2 separate regions of the Homo sapiens genome follow, and region 1 is linked to region 2. A link is a loop called in an ENCODE intact Hi-C map of the cell type or tissue named here. Cell type or tissue: dorsolateral prefrontal cortex. All regions are shown on one strand.

Evidence for each region. Hi-C counts contacts between places; a loop is a spot of excess contacts. Peaks named below come from ENCODE experiments on the same cell type or tissue, not always from the same donor. Only the 100,000 strongest peaks of a DNase experiment are listed, where the experiment ranks them.
Region 1: it touches region 2 in a loop (3.0-fold over the local background); 9 of 110 quality-filtered maps call a loop at or near these places.

The regions. Positions count from the first base shown.
Region 1 is chr5:156,586,802-156,594,801 of GRCh38, reverse strand. SGCD (sarcoglycan delta) reads right to left here. Exons shown (of 9, transcript NM_000337.6): 5 at 5,484-5,571. Among named protein-coding and RNA genes, the nearest start is that of PPP1R2B, 260 kb to the left of the region's middle. In dorsolateral prefrontal cortex, no CTCF peak of the experiment used is centred here; DNase peaks (open chromatin) are centred at 4,465 and 4,781; H3K4me3 peaks cover 1,070 bases; H3K27ac peaks cover 5,188 bases.
Region 2 is chr5:156,469,748-156,477,747 of GRCh38, reverse strand. All of the region lies in intron 3 of SGCD (sarcoglycan delta), which reads right to left. Among named protein-coding and RNA genes, the nearest start is that of SGCD, 150 kb to the right of the region's middle. In dorsolateral prefrontal cortex, no CTCF peak of the experiment used is centred here; a DNase peak (open chromatin) is centred at 3,247; H3K4me3 peaks cover 955 bases; H3K27ac peaks cover 3,479 bases.

The DNA of each region.
Region 1 (8,000 bases), 120 kb before region 2:
GACTTCAATGTTCAGTGGACTGGTTTTCAAAAGCTGACCATGAAAATCAGTCTCATGACTTTAGCCAGGTCTTGTCAATTACTTTTAGTAATATATTCTTGGGCTATAATTTTGAAGACCAGCAAGCCCTTCCTCCAAACTAATCCTTGACTGTGATTTCCCTCAGCTAACCACCAAATTGCTGTCAAATAGTTGTGGATTTTTGCTTGCATTTCTCAAGGCACCAGAGGCTCAACACTTCTCGAGACAATCACATATCTTTGGCCCTCCCTAATTATCAGAAAGAGCTTTTTAAAATTCAGCTGAAATGTGTTTAACTTTGTACCCTTAACCCACTGGCTGCATTTGACACCAAGAGAAATTTATTTCCTTAGTATACAGATCATTTCATAGCAGAAATGGTTACTGTAATTAATTGCCTTAGAAGTTGTTCAATCTTTTATATTAGGATTTTGTTCAGTGAAAACTAAATTTAGATAGTTTATCAGATGACAACAGATGCTGTTCTTGAATGTGGAGCTGTAATACTGCACAAGGAAATCAAGCCCGATTCCATAGCATCTATATTCTGATGGAGACACACCAATATACATTTAAAATTTTATTATTAAACCAGAAAACTGCAGAAAGATTTAGGTACCATGGAAAAAGTAAACCAGGTTGATGAGCTAGAATTTCTAAAAGAAGAAAGCATTCCAATCTATCTGAGCTGGATCTACTGGATCTACCTGAATACCTAAATTTCATGGGGTTCTCAAAAGCTGGTCTACAGAAACACACAGGAATAATCCAGGAGTATAATCATTCTCACTGAACCTAGCTCAGATCAAAAGAAATTCATCTTTTCAACTAGAAGTTCCTACAGAAAAAAATTTGAGGGTAGAGTCTAGAAATCTTATACTTTTTCCAAAATTGTTCAGAAGATTCTGACATGGAATTGTTTTCTTTCTGGTATTTTTCAAAAGAGTGTCACTTAATAATAAATAGCAATGAGAGAGTCCCCAGTGCCTTCCAGCCAAAGACCACTAGGAACACACCTGTTGTTGAACAAATTGGGTTTATTACTCATTGCAGTGAGGGACAACACACACCATAAGGAAAACCATAGGGCATCTCAGAAAGAAGTCATGAGAAAGGACTTATCAGAGAATGTGACCTTATATTAGCTTATTTTGGGGAACGTTTAAGGAAATAAGGCTCTACCCTGGATTAAATACTATCAGAAAATGGGAGTAAATCTTATCTAGAACAAAGACAGACCAGGGAAATGCAAAAAATGTGGTGAATAAAGAAACAGAGTCACTCTTATTAGCCAGGATAGGGGGATGTTTGGTCTTTTTTGTGGTCTGGACAATGTTGATAGTTTTGCTATGTACACACATGACCAGAGTTGTGTTTGTGTGTTTGTGTTGTTTTGTCTTGATCCATCATGGCCACTGAACAGCCTTGTCTGGTGCGCGTGTTCTGAAAAATTACATTGAAGCAGGAGAATGCTAAGGCTGGGCTGATAGTGCCAACCAGCCACTGGGCATCTGGGGTGGCTTTTCTCTTTGTCAAGACTGTCGGACTAGGAATCAGAAGACATGAATTATTTCCCAACTCATTCTTATTCTGTGATAACATGATTTGGGGCAAATCATTTGATCTTTCTGAACCTCAGTTTCTGCATCTATAACATTGGACTATCACTGCCTACTGTATCTATCTATGTTATAGAAAGTTTGAAAGAATCAAATGACATTGTGTTTATAAAAAGAAATCTATGGGTGGTAAAGTGCTGTGAGTGTAGGAAACCACTCCTGTGGACATCACCACTCTTGTGGATGTCGCCATTCTACTGCAATGGGACAACACGTGGAAAAGAATGCATGATGAGTACTTATTAGTGCACTCTCCTTACTCACATAATCACATCTATTAAGCAGACCTCATCCCTTGCCAGTGTGTCCACACCAGCCCTCCAACACAAAGAAGGACATTGGAAAGGCTCCCTAATGAGTAGGAGATTGAAACAGCAGAGATAGGACAGCACTTCCAAGCATGATGGAACCCGGAAGTCATCTTATCTGACCACTTTGATGCTGCAGATGAGGAGAACAAATGGGGGCAAGGCGGAGGGCTCTCGCAAGGTTAGAGACAATGGCAGGTCTCAGTCTGGAATGGAGCTCTGAGAATTATTCCACAGAAGGAAAGGGGCATTTATTTGTCTAGGAAGGAGAAGGGAGCTGGGGCCAGCACATCTGGAAGAGCCAGGAAATAAGATCTGTGAGGAGAAGGAGAAATAGAAAACTGGAGACAAGGGCCAGAAGGAAATCTTGAAAGAGCTGAGATGTCCAATGAGGGATTTGGCTTCAGTTTTTCTGCAAAGGCTAAGATGTAGCTATCTTCTTGATGGCATCAAAACCTTGAATAAAATCTATATTATATTGTCAGTGCTTTAGGGTTATTACTTTATTTTTGTGAGGAGGGAGATTGAGAATGGGAAGGTAATGAAGTACTAACGAATGAATGAATGACCTCAGGATGGGCACAGGGCGAGCAGTTTGCCCATTTTTGTTCCATTCATATAAAAAAGCAGTTGTATAACTTGGGGACACACATGCTTGGACTTCTCTGTGGACCTGGGCAATATCATCATCCTGGTCCCTGAGGAGTTAAGGACACCTTCCTGTGTTACTTTGAATTCATGAACAGCTGTGAGACATACAGAAGCATATACTAAAGGACTATAGCAGTATAGAAAGTATGCTTCAGCAATCAGAGAACACAAAGTACAATTAAGCTATCTTGCTTTTCAGGGCTTCACAGAACATAAAGTGGAATTCACCAAGAGCCACAACCCTTTGGGTATCTGAAGCTCAGTAATTGGTAGTTTTAGCCAAAACCCCACAGAGCAACTGCTGGCTCAGTGGTGCAGATGGCTTGTCCTTTGTTGATTTCACCTGAGGCTGCAAAATTCCCTGGACATGGCTGGAATCCTTAAAAATGACTCTAGAGAAAAATGCAAATGGAGCTGGAGACAGCTCAGGAGGTCACATGTTGAACTCATTGTTCCTCTCTGGGAAGAAAAAAACCACTATTCCTAATGTGAAACTAATCTTGAATTAATCCCCCTCTGTGTAGTCTATGTGTGGAGTGCCTCCTTAATTAATCTCCTAAACAGGGAGGAGAACTGGAGCCCCATCAAAATGCATCAACAGTCTCCATGAGTCTGGGAGGTGCAAAGGCCTGGTGGCCTTCAAGCCTAATTTCTCTTCCCAACTCTCTTAACACTAGAACCCTTCCCCACTCCCTCATGATGCTGTCCAAAGCATCTCCACTGCTTTCCTCCATGTAGGTGGGAGGGTTCCCCATTCAGACCCACTACTGAGATACTAAATCAGCAGCCTGCCTTATGGTCAAATAGGCATTCGTGATCTAATTTGAGAACTTAACTATCATGTGAAGTATTGTTTCCTGTGAAAAGACTTCCTGGACATCTAACATTAGAATTTCTAATGGGTTTTTGAGACATTCTTTAGGTAAACAGAATTCTTTATTCCTCAGGATAGCCTTTGTAGACCTCATTGCTTAGAAGACAGGAGTGATTTGTTTTCCAACAAGTACAGCACCCAGCACAACAGGCATTAGAAGGTATTGTCTGCTGGGATGGCTGGGTGCTTTTCCACTGTGTGCATTAATGTAATGTAAAAGGAGAGTATTGAAGGAAAACTTTTAAGGGTGTATTGTTGCATGTGTGTATGTGTGTGTGTGTGTTTAGAATGATGTTTTAAACATATCTAATGTCTTCTCTAGAATTCATCATAGGGAGACAGAAAACAAATACCAAATACCACTGGAGGGATAGAGTCAAGAATAGTGACACAGGAGGAGGGAGAAGGAGGAAGAAACAAGGGAAGAGAGGAAGAAGAAGAGAGACGAGAAGAGAGAAGGGGAAGGAAAGGGATAAAGGGGTGGTAGGAGAGAGGGGAAGGAATAGGGAGAGAAGCACTGAAGGGGAGGGGAAAAGGGGTGTCAGAAGGGTAGGGAGAGAAGGGAGAGGAAGAGTGGGGGGAAAAAAAGAGACTGACTCACTCTTTTGCTGAATAATAGTCATTTGGGCAGTTCCAGATTTATCAAAACAAAATCTCAAATAAACCAAATCTCCCACTACAAATAAATGGGAAATGATCAACAGGCTAAATAAGTTCCTTTTGAATGTGAAAATCTGGGAGCTGGAGGTTGGATTTATTACCCTCCTGGAGGCAATTTTCACACACGCTGCTTAAATCATTGCTTACTGAAGCTGTTTATTTAATTATTTAGCATTGTGACTGTGGGCCAGATGTTATATAAGCAAGGTGGAAGATCCAGTCACACGCTGAAACAACATGTTTATGGATTATGGGCTCTGCCGGGCAGCAGTTCCTTCAATCCCTGAGTTTCTTGATTGGCAGATGGTCCAAGTCACCCACTGGCTATGAATCTCTAGACATCTACATGCAGCACTCCAGGGGAAGAGTGGGAGTGAGGCTCCCTCCCCAGGAGTGAAGACTATGGTCACAAAGGTACCTGTTTCCCCATGGCTTATTAGTGGGTTCCAGATATTTTATTCACAATAACAGTAATGTTTCGAGGCATTTGGGTAACTGGCTTCTCAAAATGTCCATCCGTATACTTTACTTTTAGCCCTGAAGCCAAACAAATGGCATTTTCTGTCTGTAAGTATAACAATGCCATTCATACATACATTCCTTTTCCCTTCCACTGTGGGGGTGCATAATGCCTCCCTGTTCACTGCTTACAGAGTGGGCATTGATTGTGCTGCTCAACACGTTACCAAATCACGAGGTCCATGTTTATCATTATAATCATTATTGTGAATAACCAGTCCTTGTTTAGATTTCAGGAATTTGTAGTTTAAAACACAGTGGGTGCTTTCCACAGCCGTTAGGCACAGATCTGCTGTATTAAAAGAAATTACACACAAACATATTCAGTAAAGATACATCCACATCCTGCAATTGAGTTAGGTTCAAAGTCAGCACGTACAGCAAATATGGCATGGGTTCAAACTATAGTTAAAAATCCCTTTCACAGCCCATAAAGTATGGTCCCTGGCTTTATAGATACTGCATTCTTCTCTCAACCAATCCAACACAGCCTGTTTTTCCTCCAGCATTGGAGCAAGAAGCTTTTCTTTGGCTGAGCACCTGATGAAGCAGCTGGTTTATATTTAGGGGCCATGTTCTATGAAAATCTGCTTAGAAAAATTTTTTTTCTTACCCCACTAAGTAGGTATCATTAGATTTCATAAGTTTAATATGTGTACGGATGGGATTCTACCCTCTAGTAGAATCATGGAACACATGCTACATTCTCTTTCTCAACAATGTGTTAGCACACTTTATTTTCAGGTTCATATGGTGTTTCCTTTGACCATTAATTCTGTATTCTGAGTGCCTCGCATGGGCTAGGCACTGTTAAGTTCTCCCTTTTCTTACCTGTTATAAGCTGAGTTAGCACTTTAGTCTGGTCATTGAGAATGTTCACTGTAACATTTCTGGCAGACTTGAAGTACAGGGCATTACCCTGCAATAAGAAAATAAGAGAAAGACATGAAAATGATAGATTTCTAAACAAAAAGAACTGTCATTACAACTCTCCAAGGGGCTGAAATGGCTTTAGCCAAGTTCCAATCAATGTGTCTTTACTCAAAAACTCCAAATGTTTAAAGATCCCTATGTACATGATAATTAACTAGCATCTATCTAAAACAGATTTCTTCCAAAGAAATGCACACACACACACACACACACACACACACACACACAATATAGATTCCCCCAGAACACACACACATTATTATGGTTGAATCAGAGAAAATTAAGACACAAAGCCCATTAGATCTTACTGAAAATATTAGTCTTGGTATACAGAATGATCAGAAATGAATGATAATCTCCTAATGTCATCCTTTCTTCAAAAGACCCATGCAGAGTCCTTATAGAAGAGCAGGAAGGTTCTGTAAAATACCCAAGATCTGCCCCTCGGGCATACCCACCAACTATAAGAATCCTTTGTAGAGATGTTTGCAATGCATGTATACAAAACCCAGGAGATCTGATGTCCCCAAGTATGCTTCTGCCTCCGTTTTCTTCCTTTTCTTGTCTCCAGATTCCTTTTCCTCTAGGCCGTCTGTGCCTGTATCTACTCTGCCCTTTATCTAAAGGGCTCCCCAACTTTTTCACACAGTGGTACACATTTCTGGGCATGACTCAGAATAGGGCTTGGCACACTTTTTATTGAAAGTCTTGAGACTGAATATTTCAGGCTTCATGGGATGTATGTCCCTGTTGTAACTACTCAACTCTGCTGTTTTGGTGTAAAACTTGCCTTAGGCCATATGTAAACAAAGAGGGTATGACTGTATTTCATTAAATATTATTCATGGAAAATGACATCTAAATTTCATAAAATTTTAATTTTATATTTAAAATTTAATATAATCTGAATATGACATGAGATATTCTTTTTGTGTTTTGTCTCCCCCTCCCACCACTTAAAAACATGAAAACCATTCTTAGATCACTGGTGATACAAGAAGAGGCAGAGGGTTGAATGTAGCTCAAAGGCCACTGCGTGCTAACACTTGGTTTAGAAGTTGTCATTTTCTTAGAGGAAACTAAAGCCATAAATTAAAGGATGAATCTCTGACACAGAACATGGAAAAAGGAATCTGGTAGCCATTCCTGGCTTTTGGAACCTTTGTCACTATCTGGTATATTACTGCCTGAAAATTCAATAATAGCTCAATGCTTTGAGCCCCAAATACATAAAAATCATTGTCCTACAAGTTGTGAGCAAGCAGAAGACAGGCAAAGTTCAGTCTTTACCTTCTAAGTCTTATATTCTAATGGAGACCAGGAGATGGTCACAAATATGCTAGCCAGAGAATAGCAAGAGTGATTTCGGAGCTATGAGATGTTTGGGGGACTTCCCTGAAGGGTGAGATTATTCTCAGTTTGGGGCTGTGGAGCAGGAAGCAAAGAAGAATTCCTGAAGGAATGAACACTTGGGCTAAGCCTTGAAAAGAATAGACACAATTTTATCAAGTTGAAATGAAAAAAGAAAGTCATAGAGGTAAGAAAATTGTGGGCTGTCTAATGTCTTTTTCCTTCTAAAACTGGTGGGGATGCAGACTGGATTGGCCAGCCCAGTCCAGTCACCTGCACATGGCAGAATGGCAGCCAACACCCATCCCCAGGTGGCTTTCAAAAGTGGAGGAAAGGGGAGGGAATATGATATCACTTCAATCAAGATTTATGCTCTCCTGGTATGAAAGGTGCAGATTTTCATATTTGTATTTGATAGCAACCATATCATCACAGCCTGTTTTGATGTGATGTGGCTGACAGAAGTTACTTACCTTAATAATCCTACAGTGTAGTATATTTTCCTTGCTCTCTGAAGAGCTAACAATCTGATCTGGGAATTCAGATAAATAGTGAAAACCACGAGACAGCACACAACAACTCCCACATTCAGGAAGGGCTTTGAACTCTTAGCGTGGCTGGAATCCTGAGGGGAGACTTGCCAGAGGAAAACTTGGCTTATTTTCACCTTTCCTCCTAACAAAAGGGCAGGCTGGTCACAGCAGCACTGTTTCTATCTAACACTAACTTAGGTAACAAGTGAGACTGACCTTGTAAAGTAAAGGTTCAGAGTGTGAGCTCTGGAGGCAAACAATTTAGGCTTTATAACAACTCCACTTCTATGGTAATTGTATGGCCTTGGGTAAATCATTTCTCTTTTAGTTTCTGTTTAGTTTCTGCATCTGTGAAATGAAGTTAAAGGCTACATAATGATGTTGAAAAAAAGACCCCCCAAAATAAAGAAAAATATGTGTAAAGTACCTGAAATGACTCTAGAACCACTTTAAAACTATAAACAAACAAACAAAAGCTACATGAGGAGAGCTCCTTAGAGAAATGGCTGGCACAAGAAATCCTCAACAGGAG
Region 2 (8,000 bases):
TTAAAACAAAATTCAGAAGAAGTGCCTATGACCTTGACATCACTTTTTTTTTTTTTTTTTTTGCTCAAATACTTTTAAGCTGTGTTGTCTATAAAAAACCAGGATGATTCTATTGTTGCCATCAAGGCAACAGCTCATGAGAGATGCCTGCAAAGTCCCTCATGAGACAGAAAGTCTCCTTAATAGAGGCCAAGTGCAGAGAACACTGCTACCAGCTACAAGTGTACTTAGCCAAGGAATACTTCCCTTTCCTTTTATATCTTCTGTCTAGAATAATTGAAATGAGATTGTTTGTGACTCAAATTGGTCAGATGACTCCTCATTATCTAAGAGTGGCCAGAAAAGTCATGGGGCCTGTCCTATGTTTATCCAAAGATGAGAAAAATGCTGAGTATAAGGAGTGGGTTCTATGGGTTATATTGTACTTGGAAGAATAACCTCACTGTCTGGTTGCATCTTGTGAGTCTCACTTGCTCAATGTACCGGATCTCCCAAAGTATTATATAAAAACATACATATCTAAACAAATACCATATTTTGTTGGTACCATTCTACTCAATGGGGCTCGACAATACTAAAGGATTCCTTAAACATAACAACAGAACATAGAAAGCACTGACTCTGAAATGCTCTTTCAAACTGCTTTTCAGTTCATTTAGCACTGACAACTGTATGGGTTTTCCTTTTTTTTTTTTTTTCTTTTTCTCTTGAAATTCACTGAATTAACGCTCTGTCTAAAATTGCTGTTGCTTGCAGTTCAAGGATATTGTGAGTTCCAACAAAGCTGCTTCTAGGCTCATAAAATATCTTTCTCTAAAGAAGAAATCCCTGCTGAGATCACAGCGCTAAGATCTATTTCAAGACAAACCTGTGACTTAGATGGGTAATATCAGCCAGACTGGAGGTGTATTTTTCAAGTGCAAGGATTTAGTTTACCTATCAGACACCTGATTAGGATTCCCAGAGTCATTGTTATAACTGAAGCAGCCTGGATGGGTTCCTCCCTCAGGTGACAATTTTCCTCTACAATGATCTTGCTGAAGAGGTTTGGGATTTACCATTCACTGTGTTCCAATTCCCTTGTGTGCAACATTTAGCTACGGAAGCATTATACTATGCCCTATTTTCTTGAAGGCATTTTTTCTTTTCTCCAGTTTCAGATATAATTCTTCTATGCCCTGATTTCACAATTTATTTCAAATGCTTCGCTTTAAAAGTCTTAAATTTTAAGTCTGTTATGGCCATGTTTAAAAAGAATGACTGTACTAGAATTTGGTCTTTCTAGCTGTTACAGGTAAAAAATAAAGATTATGGAATCTTTTATTTCTTTTAATTCACTCCCTCTCAGCTCCTCTGTCAAATTAATTCTGCTTCCACTTCGGCCGCTCTCACTTATGCACAGTCAGCTCCTTTCTGGAATGTCCTCTTTTCTCACTACTTTGTGGATTTTACTAATTTTTTCAGAGATTAACTGAAAACTCACTGTTTTACTTGGTTAAAAAGTAGACCCCCAGAACTGCACTGGAGGTTGCTGACAGGCCTGCAGGATCCCCACAAATCTCCATGCTATTCTCCTATACCCCCAGAAACAGCCATGTAGGGGACTACTTAGATGTTGTCCAGTTCTTGGCTTGGCTTAATGATAAGTTACATGGGAACCTAGGCTAGCCAAGCCTGCTCAGCATTAGTCATGAGGAAGAGGTCACAGCTGACTGTTACCCTCAGCCACGGCAAGTCAAAACAAAGCAGACAATTGCCTCCCTCCCTGATTTCTCACTCTGCAGCCCTGGGAAGCTTAACCTTCAAGCTCCAATGCACCCTGCTGCAAGGAATGTGCTGCCTGTCCTCCACATCTTTATTTTTCTCCTTTTCTTTCTGCCTTCCCTAGGTTTGGTCTCCTTCCCCTCCAAGTGCTTCATAGCTCCTCTTTTGGGACCCTGTCCTGATCCTCTAGTATTCTAATAGAATTCCTTGTAATGTGCTGAGTTGGGGGGCCTGAAACCATCAAAGAAATATACACTTCGGAAGAACTCTCCAGGAATTGTTTGCAGCTGTTGGTTTGTCTGGGGGTGTTTACTTGGTTAGCGGCAGGCTTGCTAGAAGTATTGGCTGGAAGTGTTGGCTTCGGGGAGAAAATAGGAATTACAAAGTATCTTGTCTCCTCCTTCCTATCTTTTGGCTAGACTGAGGTTCTCTTGGAGACAGGGGCTAAAGGAACAAAATGATAGAACCAGTCAGCAAAGATTTCTAAATAAGAGATGCACTGTGCTGTGGTCTATTTACAAAAAGGGACAGAATTGCAGATACTTTTTCTCTTCTGCATGAATCTCAGCTGGACTCTGACCTCCCCAACACCAGCAGCTTGGAAGGACCCATAGTCTGAACTGTCACTATGACAGAGCAGGGACAGTTGCAAATGGGTTTGTGGGGAGGGGAAGCCAGCTCAGGTAAGAAAGATTAGTCAGGGATAATGGTGGCTGCAGCTGAAAGACTGATTTGTGGGCACATGGGAGAGACCCTGTAATGGATAAAAAATAATGAATGGGTATCTTGGAGAATGGCTAACTTACAGTTATTAAAGCAGGGATAGTTTGTGCCAACATACTGTTGGTATAAAAGGGTAGAAGGGGACTTATTGAATAGTCAGAGGCTGGTGGAGCCTGGCATATTTTGCAGGTTAATGGTGCAGAAGAATAATGGCTAATAGCTATTATTTACTTAATGCTTATTATATGCCAGTCACTACATTAAAATCTTTCTCTACATGCATTAGCTCATTTAGTCTTTACAACAACCCTATGGAATTAGCATCATTATTATTGCCATTCTGTAGTCTGAAGACCAAGGCTTATAGCAGTTTATTTAATTTCCAAGGTCCAAGAACTAGGAAGTGCTGAACCACTGAGATCCAATGCACGTATATCAAGTTAATCCCATCCTAATATCATGGCAAAATAGGCCAAACTAACTCTGGCACTCACTGGGCATCCATCCTTCCTTATATCCTGGGTTATGTGGTTCTTTTTCTACCTGTTTCCCCAATTATCCTTTTAAGAATTCCAAATTAGAGCAGGCACATCTCTAGATTGGTTTCTGCTTCAATGGGGACCAAAATTAAATCTGTTTTCCTTTCAAACCCAGCTGGCTGCCTCTTTCTGTGACCAGCTGGAGCATCTCCAATCTCACTAAAGAGAGCTGTCGGCAAGCTTGGAGTGGCCCATGTTCAGGGCTCCCTGCCCTGCTGCTGGCAGATGCTTTGTCAAAGAAATGAGACAAGCTGCTATAGAAGCGCTAAGGAGTCAGTACAAGCTACCTACAGGAAAGGAGCGTCAGCAGCCAGGCCTCAGGTCCCAGGCCAGGAAGGGTACGCATAAGTGCATAGCACAGCCTAGAGTGCCTGGGTGAGATCCTGACACACGGTGCTTGCACAAGGCTGAATCACTCTGAGGAGTATCTGGGTTCATTAAATTCCAAAAAGACTATCCTACAGTTTTTCCATCTTTCACTATTGATATTTTGGGCTTGATAGTTCTTTTTCATGGGGACTGTCCTGTGGGTGTTTAGCAGCATCTCTGGCCTCTACCCAAAAATGCCAGCCATGCCAACCCCTACCCATGTTGGGATAAACAAAAACATCTATAGACAGGCCAAGTGTCTTGTGGGAGACAAAGTGCTCTCCCTCCCCCACTGGAGAAAATGAAGGGGCTGGGGAAAATTATCTTTTAATTTAGGATCCTTTCCTGAAATGCTATCTAACAGTGTCCAGAAAAAAAAAAAAACCCACACACAAAAAAACAGCTACAGTTGAAAACTGGTATCAAAGGTATTAAAATTCATCTAATTTATTTATCGGATAGGTTACTTCTTGACACATACAGCACTCAAGCCTTGTGGATATGATTCAAATACAATATAGATCATTTTTTCTCAAAAGGTGGTCAGTGGATTATCACTTCGATTGCTCCTTAAAACAGATTCCGTGGATCAATGCCAAATCGAATGAATCACCATATCCCCAGGGTGAAGCCTGAAATTCTGCATTTTAATAAAGTCCTTGGGTAATTCTTTTGTATATTAAAGTTTGAGAGCCACTGATACAGATGACACTCCCAAGGAGTTTACAATCTCTTTCAAAGAAAACAATTTATAAAAAACACACAGTAGTCCCCTCGTCTATGGTTCTTCTTTCTGTGGTTTCAGTTACCCACAGTCAATTGCAGTCCAAAAAGATTACATAGAAAATAACAGAAGTAAACAATTCATATGTTGTAAATTGTGTGCCATTCTGAGAAGCATGATGAAATTTCACAATGTCCCTCTCTATCCTGCATGAATCATCCCTTTGTCAGTGTATCCGCAGGCAATGCTGTTTGGTAAGTTAGGTGTATTGAATGCATTTTTAATTTATAATATTTGCAACGTATGATAGTTTTGTTGGGAGGTATCTCCATGGAAACTTGAGGAGCATCTGTATAGGGTTCAGTACTATCTGTGGTTTCAGGCATCTACTGGTGGCCTTGGAACTTATCTCCTGTGGATGAGATGGGAACATTGTATATCATTAAGTACAGGTGGTAAGTATTGCACAGTTGGTAAAATAAGAGGCAAACGGCTGAAATAGTCACTCAATTCTTTCGTGAGACTGGAGATGAAAATTCCTAGTTGTAATTATTCAATGTAGGCATTGGATAAATTAAGTACATTATGTTAGATAACATTTGAATTCTACCAGCTATTTTTTTTACTGTAGGCAAATTTATATACAGTGAAATACATAGATTATAACATTTTGATAAACATACACACTCATGAAACCACCATTTCAACTAATATTGTCACTTTCCAAAGTCTCCTCCTATCTCTTTTAGTCAATTCTTAATCCCATAGACAAACATTTCTCTTTTATCACATAGATTAGTTTTATCTGTACTTGAAATTCATATAAATTGAATCACACAGTATGTATTCTTTGGTGTCTTGTTTCTTTCACTCAGCATAGCATTTTAAAAAATTTATTTGTATCATGGCTGGGCATGGTGGCTTACTCCTGTAATCCCATCCAAGCACTTTGGGAGGCAGAAGCAGGCAGATCACCTGAGGTCAGGAGTTCGAGACCAGCCTGGTCAACATGGTGAAACCCCATTTCTGCTAAAAATACAAAAATTAGCCGGGTGTGGTGGCTCATGCCTGTAATCTCAGCTACTTGGGAGTCCAAGGCACAAGAATCGCTTGAACGTAGGAGGCAGAGGTTGCAGTAAGCTGAGATCATGCCACTGCACTCCAGACTGGGTTACAGAGTGAGACTCGGCCTCGAAAAGAAAAAAAAATTATCTGTGTCATTGTATATATTAGTTCTTTATTTTTTATTGGTGAGTAGGAATATACCAAAATGTATCCATTCTTCTGTTGATGAATATTTATTTCTATTTTTTCAGCTATTATGAAAAAGCTGCTGTAAATGCTCTTTTGAAAGCCCTTTTTGGATATATGTTTTCATTTCTTTTAGCTGCTGGGTCATAAGATCGGTATACATTTGGCTTTTTAAGAAAATTCCAAACAATTCTCCAACGTAGTTACGCTTTTTTACAGTCTCAGCAACAAGGTATGAGAGTTTCAGTTACTTCATATCCTCAACACTTGGTTTAGTCAATCTTTCCATTTTAGCTGTTCTAGTGTATGGAAAATTACCTAGTTGGTGTTTTAATTTGAATAACCCTAATGAGTAATGATGTTGAGGACATTTTCATGTGCTTAATTGGCCATTCATAAATCTTCTTTTGTGCAGTGTTTAAGTCTTTTGCCCTTTTAAAAATCACTGTCTTTTATTCTTGATTATACAAATCATTTATACATTATTGATATAAATTCGTTGTGTATGTATATTTTTTCTCTAAGTCTTTTGTGCCCTTTCATTTTCTTAATGGTGTCTTTTGATGAGAAGTTTTTATTTTGAGAAAGTCTAACTAATTTTTTTATGTTTAGTGCTTTTTTATGTCCTAAGAAATATTTGACTCTCAAACTTATAAAGATAATCTCTTTATGTTTTCTTCTAGCAGTTTAATAGTTTTAGCTTTTATATTTTAGTATATGAACTATTTCAGATTAATTTTTTGTATAGTGTAAGGTAGAGGTTGAAGTTCTTTTAAAATAAATTTCTTTTTCCTACACATTTGTAAAAATGCCTTATTTCCTCAAATCGAATGACCTTAGCACTCTCATAGAAAAATCAATTGACGGTATGTGTGTTGACTGTATATGTATGAGTCAATTTCTGGACTTTATATTTTGTCCTATTATTCAATTTATTAGTTCTTTTGCCAACATCATACCTATCTTAATTCTTTAGATTTGTACTAAATCTGGTAGTGTAAGTTCTTCAACATTTTTCTTTTTAAAAAATTATTTTGGCTATCTTAGTCCTCTGCATTTTTACATAAATTTCAGAAATAGTGTGTCATTTTCTTAAGCCTGTTTGGCACTGATCATGACGGCATTAACACTATAGATGAATGTGATGAGAAGTATCTTAAAAATATGGAATTTTCTGCTCAATGACTATGGTATACCTCTTTATTTAATTATGTCTTTTAATAGTTCTCTCCTAGAGAATAGTCTCTTCTCCATTCCATGTAAATCCTGCTGTATTTGTCTATTGTAATAATACTACCTATAGCCTAGCAATGGGTGAGAAGTCACCCAGCTAATGCTGCCTAGTTAAATCCCTTTATTCAAAATTTAAATTTGAACAGATGAATCCTTCAGATTCAACATCAAAAAAAAAGAAGGCTTAGGGATTTTGATTGAGCTCCCTAGAGGTGACCTAGCTTTTATACTTCTGTATACTTTAGTCATTAAGGTTTTCCTTCAGTTTAGTAAGTTACGCAGTACGTTTCCAAATATTTATTTAAGGAAACTGTTGCTTACAACCAAAAATCAGTAATGCAACATTTATCATTATTAGAGATGAACACAATTTGAGTAAAATTAGTCCTTATTATGATTGCTTTTGAGATCCTCTGTATTTGCTCATGTTCAAATGTTTTGTTACAGTACAAACTTGTATTAGCAAAAAAAGTCTTTTTGAGAAAAATTTGGAGCAAAAGAAATGATAGAAAAAAATTCTCAGTAAACTATCGCAAGGACAAAAAACCAAACACCACATGTTCTCACTCATAGGTGGGAATTGAACAATGAGAACACATGGACACAGGAAGGGGAACATCACACTCTGGGGACTGTGGTGGGGTGGGGGTAGGGGGGAGGGATAGCATTAGGAGATATAACTAATGCTAAATGACGAGTTAGTGGGTGCAGCACACCGGCATGGCACATGTATACATATGTAACTAAACTGCACATTGTGCACATCTACCCTAAAACTTAAAGTATAAAAAAAAAACTCAAAACATCAGCAACTTCATGAATTATGTAACAATCATTCATATTTAGACAAATAGCATATGGAATAATTCTTCTATTTTAATATCTTCTCACGTAATATCCCAGAAGTAAGCTGAGAAGCTAACGGTGAATATACAAGTATTTTTATATATAAATGTATCTTTCCTCTCATGTTCTCAAGAAATAAATGAATTTGAAGAAAGCTTGTTTACATCCAGAAAAAGGCTGTTTTACCATACAAGTGAACTTATTTTCCCAAGGCCCTTAGCAACCTAGCCTGGCATGGAAACATTGAATATAATGTATACATATTTCTCAGTAGAAGCTGATTACTGCAGAAACTGTGCCCCTTTCTATAATCAGCATATTTTCTAAGTTTATTAAACCAGTGTGAACTTTGGAGACTTGAGAACTAGCAGCATGAGAGGCCTCAGCTTAACTTGGCCCATGTTTACGCATCTCTGAATGTGTTATTTGACAGATCTGTCCCTCATAGCATTTCTTCTCATAGCTGAGTCAAACCAAGTATTCATTACCAATAGCAGAGAACAATAGTACTTTCATTCCCAATCAAATCGATGGCGAGCTGTCATCTTACA